Linked DNA regions of Homo sapiens: all the other regions are linked to region 2. Evidence: chromatin contacts called from ENCODE Hi-C or POLR2A ChIA-PET data. All regions are on one chromosome and are shown on one strand. Each heading gives the region's core, a stretch centred on a gene start or an enhancer-like site at or near the end of the contact. The rest is flanking DNA. Distances are from core to core; before and after follow the strand shown. Region 1 overlaps LINC00649 (long intergenic non-protein coding RNA 649). Region 2 holds the start of EPCIP-AS1 (EPCIP antisense RNA 1). Region 3 overlaps TIAM1 (TIAM Rac1 associated GEF 1).

The links. A loop is a pair of places that touch in the nucleus more often than their neighbours do. ChIA-PET counts read pairs that join two places held with the same protein, here RNA polymerase II (POLR2A). Pooled maps may share reads with other maps.
Region 1: a loop to region 2 is called in a pooled map, with 23 times the contacts of the local background. The contact joins the enhancer-like site here to the promoter of EPCIP-AS1 in region 2. A Hi-C loop is called at or near these places in 1 of 37 single-sample maps with no recorded cell type and 7 of 50 pooled maps. POLR2A ChIA-PET finds 5 or more read pairs at or near these places in 2 of 52 experiments (MCF 10A and activated naive CD4-positive, alpha-beta T cell).
Region 3: a loop to region 2 is called in a pooled map, with 4 times the contacts of the local background. The contact joins the enhancer-like site here to the promoter of EPCIP-AS1 in region 2. A Hi-C loop is called at or near these places in 4 of 50 pooled maps. POLR2A ChIA-PET finds 5 or more read pairs at or near these places in 2 of 52 experiments (CD4-positive, alpha-beta T cell and naive thymus-derived CD4-positive, alpha-beta T cell).

The regions. Positions count from the first base shown.
Region 1 is chr21:33,945,210-33,949,204 of GRCh38, forward strand. It overlaps LINC00649 (long intergenic non-protein coding RNA 649), which reads left to right. Exons shown (of 3, transcript NR_038883.2): 2 at 601-686. Among named protein-coding and RNA genes, the nearest start is that of LINC00649, 16 kb to the left of the region's middle. RefSeq lists enhancers at 2,138-3,337, 2,512-2,991, 3,522-3,581 and a silencer at 2,376-2,670. Within about 2 kb of position 2,647, at least 39 of the 41 ENCODE cell types and tissues checked have a DNase peak (open chromatin) inside an H3K27ac peak, as active enhancers do.
Region 2 is chr21:32,769,975-32,773,519 of GRCh38, forward strand. EPCIP-AS1 (EPCIP antisense RNA 1) reads left to right here and starts at 2,126. Exons shown (of 4, transcript NR_024623.1): 1 at 2,126-2,334. It overlaps PAXBP1 (PAX3 and PAX7 binding protein 1), which reads right to left and starts at 1,781. Exons shown (of 18, transcript NM_016631.4): 1 at 1,352-1,781. The coding sequence starts at 1,694. RefSeq lists an enhancer at 1,448-2,437.
Region 3 is chr21:31,179,580-31,183,234 of GRCh38, forward strand. TIAM1 (TIAM Rac1 associated GEF 1) reads right to left here. Exons shown (of 28, transcript NM_001353694.2): 15 at 2,842-3,066. Among named protein-coding and RNA genes, the nearest start is that of KRTAP19-8, 140 kb to the left of the region's middle. RefSeq lists an enhancer at 2,925-3,424. Within about 2 kb of position 1,957, at least 2 of the 41 ENCODE cell types and tissues checked have a DNase peak (open chromatin) inside an H3K27ac peak, as active enhancers do; they include CD4-positive, alpha-beta T cell, where a contact is called at or near this core.

The DNA.
Region 1 (3,995 bases), core at 1,397-3,896, 1.2 Mb after region 2:
TCCTCTGGTGGGGGACGTCCATAGTGGGGGAGGTGGTGCATGTCTGGGTGCAGTGGGCATATGGGAAGTGTACTTTCTGCTCAATTTTGCTGTGAACCTAAAACTGCTCTAATAATTCAAGTTCATTAATTCAAAAAGAACCCCTGAATTGTTTTAACAGGGATATTTGAATATTGAGTACTGACCAGATATTTACTGATATTAAGAAATTGTTGGCCAGGTGTGGTGGCTCACACCTGTAATCCCAGCACTTTGGGAGGCCAAGGCAGGTGGATCACCTGAGGTCAGGAGTTTGAGACCAGCCTGGCCAACAGGGTGAAACCCTGTCTCTACTAAAAATAACAAAAATTAGCTGGGCATTTTGGTGCATGCCTGTAGTCCCAGCTATTTGGGAGGCTAAGGCAGGAGAACTGCTCGAACCCAGGAGGTGGAGGTTGCAGTGAGCCAAGATCATGCCATTGCACTCCAGCCTGGGCAACAGAGCGAGACTCCATGTCAAAAAAATAGAAAAAAAAAAAAAAAAAAGAAATTGTTGGGGTTTTTTTTCAGGTGTGATACTGGTATTGTGGTTATGTTTTTAAAAAGTCTTTATGTTTTTAGCTGGGTGCGGTGGCTCAGGACTGTAATTCCAGCTACATGAGAGGATTGCCTGAGGCCAGGAGTTTGAGACCAGCCTGAACAACATAGTGAGTACCTGTCTCTAAAAAAAAAAAAAAAAAAAAAAAAAAAGTCTTTATATTTTAGAGTTATATACTGTAATATGTATGAATGAAATGCTATGAGGTTTTAGATTTGTTTCAAAACACTCCAATGTGTGTGTGTTGGGAGGAAGTAGATAAAACAGGGCTGGTGATAGGATGATAATTGTTGAAGCTAGCTGATGAGCACATAGAGCTTGATTACACTATTACTTCAAGTTTGTACATGTTTGGACATTTCCATAATGTAAAAACACAATTACATGCTTCAAGTCTCAATCCCTAGGTCTCTTACACTCTGGGAATGGATTTAATAAATTTAGCAAATGCACCTGAGGTTAATAATGGATTTATACATTGCTGTGGCTACAGAACATTTACATTTTGACACAGGTCTTCAATATCTTAATCTAAATAAGCAAATATTGTGGAAATTTCAGACATTACCCCAATCTGACAGGGCAAATATTTTTATTAGTTCTAACTTTCCCCTTCCCTAATTTACTTATGTATAGAATTGGTCCTCATCCCTGACTGTGGGGAGACTTTTGATAGTTATTACCTTTTCTTTCTTTCTCTTTCTTTCTTTCTTTCTTTCCTTTCTTTCTTTCTTTCTTTCTTTTTCTTTCTTTCTTTCTTTCTTTCCTTCCTTCCTTCCTTCCTTCCTTTCTCTCTCTCTCTCTCTCTCTCTCTTTCTTTCTTCTTTTTTGAGACAGAGTTTCACTCTGTCACCCAGGCTGGAGTGCAGTGGCGCCATCTCAGCTCACTGCAACCTCCCCCTGCTGGGTTCAAACAATTCTCCTGCCTCAGCCTCCCGAGTAGCTGGGATTACAGGTGATGCCTGGCGAATTTTTGTATCTGTAGTAGAGACGGAGTTTCACCCTGTTGGTCAGGCTGGTCTCGAATTCCTGACCTCAGGTGATTTGCCCGCCTCGGCCTCCCAAAGTGCTGGGATTATAGGAGTGAGCCACCACCTCCGGCCAACTATTACCTTTTCTAAGAATGCTTTATGACATCATGGCATTTCAAATTGTGTAACATTCAGAACGTTTTCTGTTGTATCCTTTCCTAGGTCTTCATTACTTTCCTGGGACTTGACAGGGCATATTGAATCTATCCTGTAATGCATGGGAATAAATAAGGATTCCAAAACGTGAATTGGATTTAGTTAATTTTTGTTTCTCCATGTCTCCATACACACAGGCAGCATGAGTGAGCATCTAGTATGTATTGGATATGTGCTGGGTTGATACCATAAAGAGATTTATAAAATGGTGCCGACTTTGAGGGGTTCACACTCTGGGGGAAAGACTGTGCTGTCTAAGTGAATAAATTTGGAGATTGAGGGCTTCATGGAGAGGAGGAAAGTTGTGCTTTATAACATCATGGCATATTTGCATGAGCCATGCAAATAAGAAGCTCATCACCCACCCGATTTATGTCAGAATCAGAACCCAAAGCCAGGGACCCACCAACCAACTGTTCGGCCCAGCACAGTTTCCCTGTGGCAATTCCACTTCTTTTTTTCTTATCTTACGTCGCAGTGTACTTTGTCTCTTGTAACTCCTGCAGGATTTTTCTTAAAGCCTTACATGGTGCTGTTATCACGTGGCACAAAATGAAGCCGACCTCTTTGTGTGTGGGAATAGAGGGAGCATTACACTGCTGGGATGCAACAGATGGAGGGTGGAAAGCTGTCCAGCACCTTGTCTCTTCCAAGATACATAGCCCAGGGGTATTCCCATTCCTCCACGACACAAATGACAACTTCCTTGAGCTCTGATGGCTTGCCAGGTGGCTGATGGCGTGGAGAACCTTGCTCATGTTTACCTGTTCTTGCATCCATTACTCACCTCTGCCCACGTGCCCCCACACTTGCACACAAAGCCACAGAGTGGCTTAAAAAAAAAAAATGAAAAGCCTCCCCCCAACCCTATTGTAAAATGTCAAGTGTTTCAGTTTTGAGAAAAAAGAAAGCTGAAGAAACCATGACTCATGACATGGGCTGACAAACAACGATCTGAAGGTATGCTGGTGAGTCACACTGTGGAGCTCTGCCTTTGTGTTGTGGTGAGGGCCGGGGCTGGAAGGAGTGTCATGGGACCAGCCAGTAAAATTCCACTACTCTCCGAAGCCGATTGGGAGGCAATTTAAAAACCCTGGGCTTTTTCCAGCCCCAGTGTAGTGGATGACTCTGGGTCCCCTCAGGTATGTCGATCTGTATGGGAAATCAGGAAGAATGATTATTAATAACTGGAAAAAAAAAACCTGTTAGTATCTTTCCATGCCCAATGCCATGCTGAACCAGCCCTGCCTGCTTCTGCAAGCCAGCGAGGCTGCTGGATTTTCTCGAAGGGTATTGAGTTGCTAAGCAACAGCACTGGCGGCGCCTATCATGCCCAGCGATGTCAATGCCTGAGTGTGGCCTGCAGAGCACATTTGCTCCCCTCCCCCTCGCCTCCTCTCGACCCCTTCCCCCCACTACATGAGAACATTAATTTGCATCTCAGGGACAGGAGCTGTGCCAGGTGATTCTGTGTATAAAACAGCGCAGTGCAGCCCCTGAAGCACAAATATTGTTTTGGGTTGCAAGGCGGTGCATGTGACGTAGTTGAAAATACAGACTCATTTGTGTATACTCCCCACGTAAGGAGGGTAGGCTTCATCTAAAAGCCTGCGTGTCAAATACTCCTTTCTAATACATCCTGGTGTGCTCTGCCTTGAAGTGTTTTTTTCCTGTCTGCCCATCCAGCATCTTATTTATGCCCCATTCTGTCCCTCTCTCTCGTTGCCTTTGTTCTGTGGTCTCCTGGGTGATGGAGTTATTGTTTGTGTGTAGGGATGTGTGGATAAAAGGGAGCTGATTTCTAGAGGTGAGATGGCCCTGTGGTTAACGGTTGGAGGCTGCTGTTGACAAGGCCTGTTGCTGTGGCAGTTTTGCTCCGGAAGTGGCCATTTTCTGGGCAGGGCTCCACCAGAGCACCATCTGTCTGTGCCTTTTACTTCCTGTCAAGAGGCAGCAGGCTTCGTGAGCTGGGGAAGTGCCAGAAGCAGCCTTCGAATTAGACAGACCTGGACCCAAACCCTTTCTCTTCCCCCCACCCATTTTGGCATCTTGGCACGAGACTGTCCCCATTTCTGGAAAGGGTGTTCACAAGAACAGTCTGGCTGGGTTGTTGGGATGACCGAGTGTGATCATGCGTCTCTATGGCTGGCCATGGTGTTTATTCGATGGCAGGTATTACCAGGATGGAGCGAGTCCCAGTAGGAAGGGCCTTTAGGATGTCATCTGGTTCC
Region 2 (3,545 bases), core at 876-3,375:
ACTATTTTCTGAAAATATTTTCCCTTCTTTCACATGATCTTACGTGCTGTCCAAATTATCCCAAATATATATACTCATATGCCAAAATCATTGTATAATTATTTCAAGTCTGTCACAGACTCAAAAACAGAGGTCAACTTCCTAAATTACTGTGAAGTAATGAGATTTTTGAGACTTTTTAAAGGAATAGCACATGTAACTTCACAAAATTTTCCTATTATTGTCGTCCTTAAATCATCTATTTGAGAGGGGAAAAAATCATTCAAAATGTTTCTGAAAAACCACATCACCAAGTTATTAACGAATCCGAAACAAAATATCTAAAATAAAAAGGTGCTGTCAATTCTGAGTAACTACATCCACCACAAGCTGACATAGTGGTTTTAAAGCTAAGGTAAGGGCAAATCACTTTTCTTTGATTTGAAATTTTAAAAGTACTAAATACTTAAAAAAAAATAGCTCATGTATCTCAAAAACAAAAATCTGTCTGTACTCCTCTCAAACCAAATAAAGAGTAACAGAAATGCCAAAGATAAACTACCTACCTTACTGGAAACCTCTCGAATAAAAATGCAAGATTTACAAAACTTAATTTCTTTTTTCGTAACATGGAATTAACTGGGTTATGCACATTCAAATGGTCAGAAGAAAAGATTTAAGGCTCATTTAAGATCAGCAATCTAAAACCACTGCAGCCTGGCCTCCCACAGGAATTGGAGAAACTACCTTGCTTTTACTATTTTTACACCGTCTCGCTTCACTGTTCCCAAAGTCAGTGCGAAGAAGGCTGGGTATCTGCTACCCCTAATTACTTTTATGGGTAAACTGAGGCTCAGCGACTGCAAGGGACTGGCCCAAGGTCACTCAGAACCAGAGCTGCAACTCCAGGCTTCTGTTCCCTCTCCTAGTATTCCTTTTTACAAACTCGGCCTTCATGGTCGAGGATGCCTGGACAGAGCATCCAAGAAGTGTGGGCGCAGTGACCTGCAGAGGGCTCGGAAAGCATGCCAAGAGCAGCCAGGGGACCCACACCAAGTTGGCCCTGAAACACGCCAGGCAGAAAAGAGGCAGGACAGGGAACACCGAATTTCCCCTGAAACACTCTGAATGCCTGATCTGAGCTCCGGCCCCGTGGCAGAGGAGGTGGTTAAGAAAAGGCTGGGGGCAGCGCGGGAACGCGTCCCTTGCCCGAGCAGAAGGCCGGAGGCTGGGGAAGATTCGCAGCCGGTCGGACGGCAGGGGACTCCGTTCCAGGGCTCCGGGGCTGGGCGTCCAGAGAATACGGGGGCGGGGGACGGGGGCCTGCGTCGGGGATGCGGCCGTCTAAGGGCGTCCGAAGCGCGCACTTTACCTTCCTCCTCGTCCTGGAAGCTGAGCAGGCTGGCCCGGGGCACCTCTTTGTTCTCGCGAGGCCTCTTGCGCGGCTTCAGCCCGTTGCCGGGCTCCGCGCCGCCGGGGAAGCCGCCCCCGGCCTCAGCCCCGAGGCCCGGGGTCAGCGCGGAAGGCGGCGACGGCCCCGGGCCCAGCAGCGACTCCCCGCCAGGGGCCCTGTCGCCGCCACCGGGGCCCGCCTCTTCGCCCGTGCCCGGCGGCGGCAACAACGGCGGCGGCTCCTGCTCCTCATCGCGTTCCCGCTCTTCCTCTTCGGAGTCGTTCCGCTTGCGCACGTTCACCCGCCGGGCCTTTCGGAACATCCCCGCGGCCCGCACGGCGGTCGAATACTCGCTTCCACACCGCGGCCCCGGCAGCGCCGAGCTCGTGACGGCGCACGCGCGCTCTCCGGAGCTCCAGCCGGGTCGAGTCCTCTGTTGCTACCGCGCACCCCACGAGCGCGCATGCGCCTATGCTCCCACGCGCTCTCAATACTTGGAGAAAGAGAGAGAGTGAGAGAGAGAGAGAGAGAGAGAGAGAGAGAGAGAGAGAGAGAGAGAGAGAGAGAGAGAGAGAGAGAGAGAGAGAGAGAGAGAGAGAGAGCGAGAGAGAGAGAGAGAGAGAGAGCGAGAGAGAGAGAGAGAGCCCCACACCTCTCGCGAGAGCGTCGGCTCTTTGCATCGCTCTCTGTCGGAGTGGAGTACTATTAGCATGGAACTCTGGTGTTGTTTGACAGGTCACAAAGAGGATCATAGAGATGAGAAGAAAGAGTAGGCTCTGTTGTCCCTCAGACGGCGCTGCTGCAGTGCGTCTTCGCACTTACGCGGAGCGGTAATGTGAGGAAGCCTCCCGCCAAACAGATGAGGGAGGAGGAGGAGGGGAGAGGCCAGAGAGAGAAGCGGCTTTCGGGAAGGAAAGTGTGATCTAGTAGGTGGAATAGTCCTCTCCAAACTTTGACCTGAGGTGTGACTATTGGTAATTACTAGTTATTCTTGAGTAATACTTTGTATTTCTACAGCTTTATAGCTACAGAGCTCTTAGAAAGACATTGAATTTTATTTATGATACAATGTTACTTCAAAGACATTGAATTTCATTTATGGTACAATGTTACTTCAAAGACATTGAATTTCAGTTATGATACAATGTTACCTGGCTTGATGTCCCCCGTTCCCCAGTCTTTCAGGAACAAGGAAAGCAAAAGTGTTTCCGTGTTTTCTAAAGAATGCCAAGTTTGCAAGCAATTCTATGACTAAATACTTTCCAAAGCTTAGTGAGTTTCAGAAACAAGTGGAAGGAAAATAGAGCAGGGGGTGGGGAAGGTTGTGACAGTTCTCAGACTTGCGTGACAAAGCCCTCGCTGGCCACACCTTCACAGGGTGATTGCGCCTAAGGTTGAACTCACCGGCTTTCCCTATCTCATCACCGAACTAGAAGTTTTTCCTTCGGGCATGCACCTGTGCATGCGAATTCATTTTGATGTTTCGAAATTAAAAGGGTATTCGGTAGAGTGAAAAAAATCCACCCATGTCTGGAAGGCTGTTCACTTCCTCAGTGGCAATGTTAACAGTTTCTTATGATCCTCTAAAGATGTTCCATGAACATAAAAGCAAATAAATATGCATATTTTAATGTGTTCCCCTTTTTACACAGATGGTGTGTAAGCTGCATTTTTAGCCTACCGTAGATTGGAGATCGGCCCATATCTGTATATGAAGGGTTGTGTTTTTTTGGTTTTTTGTTTGTTTGTTTTGAGACTAAATTTCGCTCTTGTCGCCCAGGCTAGAGTGCAATGGCGCGATCTCCGCTCACTGCAATCTCCGCCTCCCAGGTTCAAGTGATTCTTCTGCCTCAGCCTCCCTAGTAGCTGGGATTACAGGCACGTGCCACCACGCCCAGCTAATTTATTTTGTATTTTTGTATTTCACTCTGTTGGCCAGGATGATCTCAATCTCTTGACTTCGTGATCCGCCCGCCTCAGTCTCCCAAAGTGCTGGGATTACAGGCGTGAGCCACCGCGCACGGCCGTCTATTTTTTTTTTTAACCCACCTGCGTAGTGATTCATTGTTGGGATATACCGTAATTTATTTAACCAGTTCCATAAACATTGATATTTAGATTATTTCTAGTCTTAATCAGTGCTGTAATGAAAAGCTTTGAAAAACTGTTACAT
Region 3 (3,655 bases), core at 707-3,206, 1.6 Mb before region 2:
AAATTGCAGTTTTAATGTGTTTTAAAATAATGGCAGGGTCCATGGATTTAGCGCACAGCCTCCAAAGGTGAGCGGTCTGAAGGAGGTAACGTGGTCAGTTGTAAAGTCCAGTTGTTTAGTTTAAAACTCCACCACACAAAAGACCAGACAGCAACTGTATACACAGAAATACTCAGATATTTCTAAAATAGATATATATAAAATGCATTTTAAAAATCTTTTAAATGCATTTCAAGATTTATTCAATGCATTTTAAACTCTATTAAATGTATTTTAATAGATTTTTAAGCAAACACACGTACACGTACATATACATACACAGATTTTTTTTTTTTTTTTTTTTTGAGACGGAATCTTGCTCTGTCGCCCAGGCTGAAGTGCAGTGGTGCAATCTCAGCTCACTGCAACCTCTGCCTCCCGGGTTCAAGCGATTCTTTTGCCTCAGCCTCCCGAGTAGCTGGGATTACAGGCGCCTGCCACCACGGATGGCTAATTTTTGTATTTTTAACAGAGGTGGTGTTTCACCATGTTGGCCAGGCTGGTCTCAAATTCCTGACCTCAGGTGATCCGCCTGCCTTGGCCTCCCAAAGTGCTGGGATTACAGGTGTGAGCCACTGCGCCCGGTAGACTTTTTTTAAAAAAGAAGAAAGAAATAGACGAAAACATTAACCGTGTCTATCCTTAAAAAAACAAATTGTGAGCAATCTCAGTCATACTTTACATCAGGGACAGCGAATTTGATGTGTAAAGGGCCATAGAGTAAACACTTTTGGCTTTGTAGACCCTAAGTCCTTGTCACAACGACTCAACTCTGCCATTACAGAAGGAAAACAGCCAGAGACAAGGTGTAAATGAATGGCATGACTGTGTTCCAATAAAACTTTATTTACAAAAACAGGTGGTGGGCTGCTTTTAGCCTATGGATTATAGTTTACCCACCTCTTTTTTTTTTTATATCTGTAACCCAGAAGAAGGGCTCAGACAGAAGAAAAAAATCCAAAGAAAGTTGAGTACACACTGTTGCTTATAGCACATATGTGCAAGCTTATAAAATCCTTTAAATAATCTAATCTAACATAATATGTCTCATTCAAAGTCATATTCCAGAAACAACTCTATCTGTGAACCGTTTTATGGGATCGATCCTGCCATCTTGTGGTCACATGAAATAACAGCCTTTATAGTCTTCATTCTCCTTTACTAAGGGTACACAACTCACTGGAGCCACTTTTCAAAAATTTGATTGGGATGTGGGGACCACAATAACATAATGAGTCAAGGAAGTCAACTGTAACTGAGAGCAATCAATTTTCTGAAGCTTCAACTTGTCAAAATCTTCCAAGGAGCCAATGGACAAAAGAATGAGGGGTCCAACTTCCTTAGCAAGCCAAGCTTCAGAAAATGATTTGAAAAACAACAATAGCAGGGCAAGAATATCCAACTACCCAAGAGCCTTCCATTTCAGATTTTGAACAGAACGCTCCTTTTGTATCCCAAGCTTTGAAAAGAGAAAATAATGACAAAACCCCAACTTACTAAATCAACCCAAACCCGAGAACCCGGTCATGGAGAAATAAATGATAGTAATCTATGCTGTTCATCTGTTCCATCACTCACTCACTCTCTTGCTGAACAAGAAAGGGCCACCCATGTAGCAAACCACATGTAAAGAGCCGGGAAGACAAAAATGAGGAATATAAACCCAGTCTCAGGAAACACATTTAGGCGAAAAGAGAGACACAAGCAAGTAAGAATCGCATGATCTAATGAGGGCCCATATGGAAGTCAAATTTGCAGGGTTGTGGGGGCCCAGAGGAGAGAGCTAACTCTATGGGGTCCCAGGAAGACTTCGAAAGGCAGGTGGCACTCACGCTGCTTCTAGTAGAATGAGCACAGGTTGCCAGAAGGAGCGGGGAGAGGAAGGAAGGGCAGGGCAGGGGGGTCACTGAAGCGCTCGGGTTCAGTCTTCAGGTTGAAAAAGTCCAAAAGACAAACAGAGCTCTGCACACATTTCCACTCTGGGCCTCTCAGCATCTCAGCTCACGTCCTTCTCTCAGACAGCAGGAAAGCAGGGCTGAGTGGTGGTTTGGAAGATGACGATAGAGAAGGCAGGAACAGAGGTAGGACTTAGTCTCAGCATCTTATGTGATTCCCAGCACTTCTTCTTCTTCTTCTTCTTTTTTTTTTTTTTTTTTTTTTTTTTTTTTTTTTTTTTTTTTTTTTTTTACGAGACAGGCCTCTGTCTCCCAGGCTGGAATGCAGCAGTGCAATCACAGCTTACTGCAGCCTCAAACTCCTGGGCCCAAGCGATCCTCCTGACTCAGCCTCCCAAGTAGCTGGAACTACAGATGCTCTCCACTATGCCCAGCTCATTTTTTTTTTTTTGGAGAGATAGAGTCTCGTTATGTTGCCCAGGCTGGTCTCAAACTCCTGACCTCAAGGTATCCTCCTGCTTCCACCTCCCAAGTGCTGGGATTACAGGTGCGAGCCACCACACGTGGCCCAATTCCCAACACTTCTGTGCCTCTGTATCTCTATCCACAGCAAAGTCTTCTAAATATTCACCTTTCCCCAAAATGAGAAACAGCAGAAGCATTATAAAGCTGCCCATGGGTGACAGGTGGATCTGTAGCAAAACAGCTCTATGAGAAAATAAAGTTCCCTGCGCCTTTGAAATTTCAACAGGAAATGCAGGGCCAGTCATCAGCCCATCTTGCACACACATTTTATACCACCTGCCAGACAGAGGCACTCACTGAAACACACAAGCCGCATGATAAACTCCCCGGGTCGTGGCACAACGGAGTTCAGACTCGCCCCCAGCACCCTGCACAGCCATACCTGGGTTGCTGGTGAGAAAGGCGAGGGGGCTCTCGCCAAGGTCGGCAGGGCCGTCCACTCGGTGGGGCGGGCTTTCCAGCAGCTCCACTCCTTCCTCCAGCTCGGGGTAGGTCCTCACCAGGAGGCCCAGCGAGGGCTGTGAGAGGAAATCTTTGAGCATAGAAGAGTTCAGGGCGTCAGCAGCACGATTATTGATCTCAAGAATCTCATCTCCTGCTTTCAGGCCTGCCAACGCAAGATGGAAAATTTTTAATTTCACACACATTATCAGAACACAACAGCTTAGGAGCTCTGCTATAAAGGGCACACCTGCTGTGGGTCTCACAGCCCCAGGTGCTGCTGCAGACAGGCTGCGGTGCTCGGGAGTGATCCTCAGGAGAGGACAGGGGCCTCAGGTTCTGAAGGTTCTAGATTTGCAGGTTACAACATGCCTAGCTGGTCCTTCATACATCAAGCAAACAAACTTACTCCTTCATTAATTTGTGTGTTCCAAGCATCTGCAAATTTCTCACAAATGCTAATTAATTCCGGTTATCTTCCTACACTTTTGGGGCGGGGCGAGCGGGGAATGGCAGTGCTCTCTGATGACTGCCATCACTGTGTTTTGTACATGTTCATGCCTCAGTGCACACTTAAGTCACAGCCAGCTAATATCTATTGATTATTTCCAAGGAACCAAAATGCAGGGCGTTCACTCTGGCTATGAGGACAGAAGTAAGAATGTCTCATTCCAAATACACTTAGAGATGACAGTTTCAAGAACCCAATGCAATCATTTTGTCCTTTTTTGTTTTGTTTTCAAACTACATCTGAA